2 separate regions of the Mus musculus genome follow, and region 2 is linked to region 1. Evidence: chromatin contacts called from ENCODE Hi-C or POLR2A ChIA-PET data. All regions are on one chromosome and are shown on one strand. Each heading gives the region's core, a stretch centred on a gene start or an enhancer-like site at or near the end of the contact. The rest is flanking DNA. Distances are from core to core; before and after follow the strand shown. Region 1 holds the start of Rcn2 (reticulocalbin 2). Region 2 has its middle 15 kb from the start of Pstpip1.

What was found. Hi-C counts contacts between places; a loop is a spot of excess contacts on that map. ChIA-PET counts read pairs that join two places held with the same protein, here RNA polymerase II (POLR2A).
Region 2: POLR2A ChIA-PET joins it to region 1 with 47 read pairs in embryonic stem cell. The contact joins the enhancer-like site here to the promoter of Rcn2 in region 1. A Hi-C loop is called at or near these places in 1 of 37 maps with a recorded cell type or tissue (heart). POLR2A ChIA-PET finds 5 or more read pairs at or near these places in 4 of 5 experiments (Patski and embryonic stem cell).

Annotation. Positions count from the first base shown.
Region 1 is chr9:56,038,877-56,043,168 of GRCm38, forward strand. Rcn2 (reticulocalbin 2) reads left to right here and starts at 2,969. Exons shown (of 7, transcript NM_011992.2): 1 at 2,969-3,328; 2 at 3,699-3,804. The coding sequence starts at 3,176.
Region 2 is chr9:56,072,348-56,076,649 of GRCm38, forward strand. No RefSeq gene overlaps it. Among named protein-coding and RNA genes, the nearest start is that of Pstpip1, 15 kb to the right of the region's middle. Within about 2 kb of position 2,649, at least 1 of the 3 ENCODE cell types and tissues checked has a DNase peak (open chromatin) inside an H3K27ac peak, as active enhancers do; it is heart, where a contact is called at or near this core.

The DNA of each region.
Region 1 (4,292 bases), core at 1,719-4,218:
AAAACATAATATGACCCAAAAGTGAAGGTTTTATTCCTTTAATGAAGCTGAATCTGAAGTGTTGCCTGTACTTATGCTCTGCTCTGGTATTTAAAATGCTGCTTTATACTGGTATTTATCTTTGTTCTAAAAACCTTTGAATGATAGTTTTTGGCCAAACATAAGATTCCAGTCTGAGGTATATCAATGGAATAGAATTGAAGACGCAGAAATGAAACCACACACCTATGATCACCTGATCTTTGATAAGGGGGCTAAAATCATCCAGTGGAAAAAAGACAGCATTTTCAACAAATGGTGATGGTTATCATGTAGAAGGATGCGAACTGATCCATTCTTATTTTTTTTTAAGTTTTGTTTTTTTGTTTTTGTTTTTTTCCTTGTTTTTTTGTTTGTTTGGTTGGTTGGTTTTGGTTTTTCGAGACAGGGTTTCTCTGTATAGCCCTGGCTGTCCTGAAACTCACTTTGTAGACCAGGCTGGCCTCGAACTCAGAAATCCACCTGCCTCTGCCTCCCGAGTGCTGGGACTAAAGGCGTGCGCCACCACGCCCGGCGAATTGATCCATTCTTATCTCCTTGTACAAAGCTCAAGTCTAAGTGGATCAAAGAACTCCACATAAAACCAGAGACACTGAAATTTATAGAGGAGAAATTGGGGAAAACACTCGAAGATATGGGCATAGGGGGAAAATTCCTAAACAGAACAGCAATGACTTGTGCTGTAAGATCAAGAATCGACAAACAGGACCTCATAAAATTGCAAAGCTTCTGTAGGGCAAAAGATTCTGTCAATAAGGCAAAAAGGCCACCAACAGATTGGGAAAGGATTTTTACCAATCCTAAATCTGATAGGGGACTAATATCCAATATATACAAAGAGCTCAAGAAGCTGAACTCCAGAAATTCAAATAACCCCATTAAAAATGGGGTACAGAGCTAAACAAAGAATTCTCAACCGAGGAATACTGAAGGGCTGAGAAGCACTTGAAAAAATGTTCAACATCCTTAATCATCAGGGAAATGCAAATCAAAACAACCCTGAGATTCCACCTCACATCAGTCAGACTGTCTAGGATCAAAAATTCAGGTGATAACAGATGCTGGCGAGGATGTGGAGAAAGAGGAACACTCCTCCATTGCTGGTGGGATTGCAAGCTTGTACAACCACTCTGGAAATCAATCTGGCGGTTCCTCAGAAAACTGGACATAGTACTACCGGAGGATCCAGCAATACCTCTCCTGGGCATATATCCAGAAGATGTTCCAACTGGTAATAAGGACACATGCTCCACTGTGTTCATAACAGTCCTATTTATAATAGCCAGAAGCTGGAAAGAACCCAGATGTCCCTCAATAGAGGAATGGATACAGAAAATGTGGTACATCTACACAATGGAGTACTACTCAGCTATTAAAAACAATTAATTTATGAAATTCTTGGGCAAATGGGTGTATCTGAAGAATATCATCCTGAGTGAGGTAACCCAATCACAAAAGAAGTCACTTAATATGCACTCACTGATAAGTGGATGTTATCCCAGAAACCTAGAATACCCAAGATACAACTTCCAAAACACAAGAAAATCAAGAAGGAAGACCAACTCGTGGATACTTCATTTCTCCCTAGAATAAGGAATAAAATATCCATGGAAGAAGTTGCAGAGACAAAGTTTGGGGCTAAGATGAAAGGATGGACCATCCAGAGACTGCCCCACCCGGGGATCCATCCCATAATCAGCCACCAAACGCAGACACTATTGCATATGCCAGAGGGATTTTGCTGAAAGGACCCTGATATAGCTGTCTCCTGTGGGGCTTTGCCAGTGCCTGGCAAATACAGAAGTGGATGCTCACAGTCATCTATAGGATGGACCACAGGGCCCCCAATGTAGGAGCTAGAGAAAGTACCCAAGGAGCTGAAGGGGTCTGCAACTCTATAGGTGGAACAACAATATGAAGTAACCAGTACCCCCCAGAGCTTGTGTCTCTAGCTGCATATGTAGCAGAAGATGGCCTAGTTGGCCATCATTGGGAAGAGAGGCCCCTTGGTCTAGCAAACTTTATATGCCCCAGTACAGGGGAAAGTCAGGGCCAAGAAGTGGGAGTGAGTGGGTAGGGTAGCGGCGGGGGGAGGAGGGTATAGGGGACTTTTGGGATAGCATTTGAAATGTAAATGAAGAAAATATCTAATAAAAAAAATTCCAGTCTGGCCCAAGAAATTTTTGTAATCATACCCACACAGTTTTCAGTTTGGAACAGGATTCCTGCTCTCAATCCAATAGTTATGAGATGTGAAAGACAACATCCTCCCTCAAAAAAAAAAAAAAAAAAGTCCTTTTCTATTTTTCTATACAACTATCCTTTCCCACACCCCCATGGATGAAATTACATTATTTAATTCGTGTTTTACAACTATTTAAATGTCTCCTTTAAAAAAAAACAGAAAAGAAAAAAATGTTGCCTATTTTATAAAAGCTCAAAGAGGTTAAGGGCCCAATACTTTAACCAGGTCATATGAATTGAACATCAGATGCAAACATTTGGCTGCAATTCCTGATACTGTATTTCCTGCTGTGGAGAAATTAACTAAGGCACACTGAAGCCTGGGAAATGGATACTGCTGGTCTGTTCTGATTTCTTTGAGATATAATACTGTGCTGTTTTGCACCAAAATCTCCAGGCTCTCTCTCCCACTGATGGAAGCCAGGACAGACTCACAGAATGGCCAAAGAACTTCCCGCCATGAATGAGACTGAAAGGAAAAGGCAAAGTGCTGTGGAATTGGGGCTATCTTCTCAAGGGTACGGCGGCAAAGGTGAAGGGGCCCGCAGGGGTCCCGTGGCCCCAGCAGCTGGCTCGCCTGCAGATTCTAGTAGGAGGCAATAGCAAGGTCCCGCCCCCAGGGTAGCACGACCCAATCAGCAACAGGTATAGCGCTCTGGACCCGCCTCCGCCCCCGCGGCCATATAAGGCAGGGCCTGGCGGGCCTCAGCAACGCAGTAGTCGACAGACTTCAGGCTGGGGTGTGGAGCCCCGGCCACCGCCGCCACTGACGACCCCCGCCCCCCACATGCAGCGCCGCCCCTCTGTGGCTGCCCGTGAAGCAAGGCTGCCAAGCCCCGGCTCCGCCTGCCTCCCTCCTCGCGGCTTTCTGCGTCCTCGCCGAGCGGGCGCGATGCGGCTGGGCCCAAGGCCCGCGGCGCTAGGACTGCTGCTGCCGCTGCTGCTGTACGCCGCGGTGGCTGGCGCCAGCAAGGCGGAGGAACTGCACTACCCGCAGGGCGAGCACCGGGCGGACTACGACCGCGAAGCGCTGCTGGGTGTCCAGGTGAGGATACCAGGCTGGGTACCGCATCGCCATGGGCTTTGTCCTGTGACAAAGCGGGACGACCAGAGAGAGAGGCCTTAGCAAGAGCGGCCTGACAATGGGGTCCGGGCGGGGCTCAGCTTTCGCTCTAGGAGACCCTGAGGCCTGTAAAGCTGGTGGTACTGTTGCAGTTCCAGAACAAGATTCTTTCTATTCCTGGATCCAGGGACAGGATTACTTAGAGTGGTAGTGGGGGCGTATTGAAGAGAAGTGTGGGTCATCCTGAAACCACTGGGGCAAATGAGGCATGTGGTAGCTCTGTTTCCTTCCACCATCACGCCCCACTGATTGTAATGCTTGATTCTCCTGTGTGTGGTTTCCCTCCCAAAAGGAAGACGTCGATGAGTATGTTAAACTTGGCCACGAAGAGCAGCAAAGACGATTGCAGTCGATCATAAAGAAAATTGACTCGGACTCTGATGGCTTTCTTACTGAAAGTAAGGACTGACTTGCACCACCAACAATGGAGAAAGCCCTTTGTAGGAAATTAATGTACATTTAAAAAAAAAAAACTGTTGTCTATTGAATTCTAGTAGATTGCTGGTGTTCTAACAAGCTAAAAGTAACTGTGATATGGAAAATAGTTCTTATGCCTGGAAGGTGGGCTACAAGTAAAATCAGTGCTTTGATGGTATGTAAATGTTACTGGCCCTAAGAGAATAAGTTTGCCAGTCATACCTTGAGACAGACTCTTCCTCACATCACTTTTCTCATTGTCCATAGTATGGTTCATTTTAGAGACACTTGCCCAAACCTTTCTTAGCACATCACATGATACAACATTCCTTCAGTATGTAGGAATTTTAAGAATCTGCTTTTATTAGTTTATTATAACAATTAGCAAATAGAAACATCCCATCAAATGTGAATTATATCGAAACATTAAAAAAAATGGTGCTAATGGGGACTTAGAACCAGCTTATCT
Region 2 (4,302 bases), core at 1,399-3,898, 33 kb after region 1:
CCTCATCCCCAGGACACCTCTCTAGAATCTCTGAGGTGGCAACCATGGTCCCTTCTAGTGCTAGCCCCTCTGACTCTTTATTTCTCTGATGGCTTTTCAAAATTAAGCTCTGTTAACCCCTTTTCTCAGCCTTCCCCTGAGGTGCCCATCAGCTTCCTTGGGTGTGGTATCGCCAAGATGACAATGCTCAAAAGGTGCTCTACTGCAACCCCATGCCTCCCAGACCCCTGAGCAGGGATGGCACCCAGCCAAGGATCTACAGCAAGCAATGACAAATTGTTGGTAAGGTTATAGCTTTTATGTGCCCAGCTTTGGTACAGATGGAAGAAGGGGTAAAAGAGTGGGCATAGCCAAAGCCTTGCCAACAGGTGGAGTTGGTCTGGTCATGCCATGGAAAACCCACTTGAAGGTGGTTCTGTGAGCTTCCTGATGGAGCCTCAGAGAGAACAGGAGAATTGCCCCAGCTCTCAAGAAGGCGAATCTGAGACGGCTGTGGGCTGTTCTAAAGGCTGTCCAACCAGGGCCCTCCCTTCCCTGCTCAGAACTTACAGGCTCTCAGCAGAGCCTGTGGACCATGCAGTCTTTCTCCTGCCCCTGTGACCACTCTAAACATCTTTAAGCTGAGAATGTTCCTTTCCTCTTTGAGAGAAAAACAAAAACATTGAAGTTGTGGAGATCTGCCTGTTTCCCATTACAAAAGGCCCTGCAATTAATTGCATATTGTATTTCAGTCTGAAACTATTTGGATGTAAATCCTAAACAAGTGTGTCACTCCACAGAGGAAACTCCCTCAGGCCCAAATAGCACTTATCCGCAGCTCCAGATCATTCTAAGGATAAAGTCCAGACAGCATCCTCCTCAGTCTGGCTTATCTGTCTGCCAGAAGGTCAATCGATGGGTTAATCAAACAAACAAAAAGACAAGCTCAAGCAGGAAAAGTACTAAACAGCACTAAAAAAAAAAGAAGAAAGTCTGTCTTCATAGATGACAAATTCTTACAAAAGAAAAAGTGTGTCTGACTTGTAAAAGTTTATATTGAAAACAGATAGGAATGGAAGGATAACCCAGCAAGATGCCACTACAGTAGAAAGAAGGGGAGAGATGGTGGAAGAGATGAAAAAGAAACTGAGGGCTGGAGAAATGGTAACTATTAGCATTTTGTCTAAGCTCCGCCCCACAGTTACTTTGCAACAGTTAGCTCCGCCTCACAGTTATGTATGCCTGACTCTCTATAAAAGGGGCTGCTTGCAGGGCGGTGGTGGTGCACACCTTTAATCCCAGCACTTGGGAGGCAGATACAGTCGGATTTCTGAGTTCAAGGCCAGCCTGGTCTACAAAGTGAGTTCCAGGACAGCCAGGGCTCTACAGAAAAACCCTGTCTCAAAAAACCCAAAAAAAAAAAAAAAAAAAAAAAAAAAAAGGGAGGGGGCTGCTTGCTACCTCAGTGCTCTCTCTTGCTCTTGCCTTCTTGGTCCCTCTCTGTTCCCTCACCCTTTCCCCCCCCTCCCCATCCCCCTCCCTCCTATCTCTCCTCCAGCTCATGGCTGGCCTCTACTCCTCCACTCCTCTTCTCTACTCTCCGCCCTCTGCCTTTCTCTGTCTCTACTACCCTCTCAACTCCCCTCCCCATACCCTAAATAAACTCTATTCTATACTGTATCAGTCATGTGGCTGATCCCTCAGGGGGAAGGGATGCCTCAGCATGGGCTCTTGGAGACACTCCCTTCCCCCACACCTCACTACACATCCACCAAACTTTTTATAAACACATCGGTAACAGCTAGGCTCATAAACAAAAATATAACATAAATTTATCTGGACTAAGTTTGAACACGTATAGTTTTGTACATTTGACATTGGAACCAAGTTAATTATTTCCTGTAAATAAAAATTTAAATTAAATTAGAAAGTGTTGATACCACTAGGCTGAAGAGATAGCTCAGTGGTTAAGAACACTGTCTGCTCCTCCAGAGGATGGAAGTTCAATTCCCAGCACCACACGGTGGCTCACAACTGTCTGTTAGCCCAGTACCAGGGGTCTGGAACCCTACTCGGGCACTGCACATAGATACACACAGGTAAAACACTCCTAGATATAAAATAAAAATAAATCTTTTAATACCACTAAAATATCTCAAATGTATATGAGTCTTTAAAACTTGCTAATCGAAGGACATATGATGTAGGTGAGACACATACGTTGTTCTATAAAGTTCATGTCCAGTTTGCAGGTAAAAACATGTTATAAATGTATAAATGTATTTTGAGTCTAACCTGAAGTGGGAGGAAGCTGCATGCATATCAATTTTATTAACACCAGAAATAATAACATGTTGCCAAATATAAGCTTGTATCAATGCATCTATTTCTAGTGTACGGCAGCGATGTGTGTCACGATCTCGTCTAGTCTCCTCCTTTCTGCTTCCATGTCTCATCCATTCCCAGGCTGGTGGACTCCAGTTGCTTCTCATTTCTCAACACAAGATACCTGAGTCATGAGGCTCATAAAAAAGGTTTTAGTCTGGAAACGTGTTAGCACAGCAGACGCCAATACCCCTTCTCTGCGCCTGGCAGAGTCGTAACTCTGGAAGTTTGAAGAGCCACGAGGCCTCCCCATCTTCCCGTACCTCTAGACTGAACTCAATGGGATTTGAGTAGGAAGGTCAGAACTGTTGCGCAGCGACACCATTTCCTCTGCGCTGGAAGAATACACCCTGGAGTCCAGTTGAGAGCACTGAGCTCTCCAGAGGATTTGCTTGAAAGTACCAAATACTGAGCTTGTCCCGGGGTGCACAGCTCAGGATCAGGGCGCTGAGGGCTGAAAAAGGGCGAGCAGAATTAGAGGACTGGGGCATACTGGCATCATATGGCACCTCCATGCCAGGTCTTCTCATCTGTTCCTATCATTTAAGTGTCTGAACAGGGGCAGCTTCACTAATGAGCAGAAGCCACCACAGGAAGCTCTAGAGTCTTACACCAAACAAAGAATGGTTGCTTCCTGGCCCAGGCTCAGGGTTTCAGAGGTGCTTGTGCTGATTTCCACCGCTACATCCTATTGACCTCCAGGGGTCGCTGTTCTTTAACAACTCAAGGCCAGCGCTTGAACCAAGGTCATCTCCCAGGAGACAGGGACAAGAACACACAGTAAGAGCAGACAAGAACACACAGTAAGAGCAGAGGAAAAAACCTTCAGGATGTTGGCTCTGCCTAACTGTAACCCTGGACAACCAGCCCCTCCGGTGTTATAGCTTGGCCAGCCCCAACCTTACTCAGTACCCAACTTTGTCCTAGACTCAGGAATCTGTTCTATTGATTCAGGCCTTTCCCAGTGTGGCCTAGAAGAGATTCGCTCCCACACCCTGCCTGACACCCTGCCTGGCATTGAGATTCCATCTCCTTTTTGCCTGTTTTCTGTCTAAGAACTGAGGGACAGGGTGGCCTTAGTCACAGGTAGAAACAGCCACACAACAATTGGAGAGATTGTCTTGTTTTGTTTGTTTTTTGAGACAGGGTTTCTCTTTGTGTCCCTGGCTGTCCTGAAACTCACTCTGTAAATTAGGCTGGCCTTAAACCCACCAAGTGCTGGGATTAAAGGCGTGCACCACTACCTCCCTGCTTAAAGGAGGCTTTTCTTTGCCCTCTGGACCCCTGTCTCAAGGCCTACCTCTTCGAATCACTCCTGTCCTCTCCTGCTCTCTAAACAGCTTCCTCTTTCAGTTGGCCAGCCAGCCTTTCATTCAACAGCAGATGCCGCAGCCGCTCTCTGACACTTCACTTCCTGTAGCGACAGCTTTTTAACCCTCTGTTATTAAACCCTGTCTGGGGCCTCATTCTGAACTATAAACTCTCCAAGAACAGAGGCTGTATCTTGCTCCTTCTACAGCCCTGTCTCTGGGTGCAGGCTCAGTGACCCTGCAACAGCAAGTGGACAAACAGTCTGGGGAGGGGGGTATCGCTAAGTGCAGGCCTGGGAAGGCATCCAGCCAAGCCCCTTAACTGCTGGGTAGCTGTAGAAAGACTCTCTGTGAGCCCCAGGGCCCCAGACTACCTTCCTGGGATTGATGGGAGACTGTGCTGGTCAAGGCTGTTATTATGCTGGTTTCTCTAGGCAGAGTATGTGCTGGGGCTGCGGTGGGGAGGGCATATCCATTGTATTTCTTAGATCTTCTTGGTTATAATTGCTGATCAGAGCCAGTGTGAGGCCTGTCTGTAATCCTCAGATCCCAGGCCAGTGGTTAAGGCAGCATATAGGGAGGGGATGCCTTGGGCTACCCATACACTTATATCTATGTAAGACTGCGT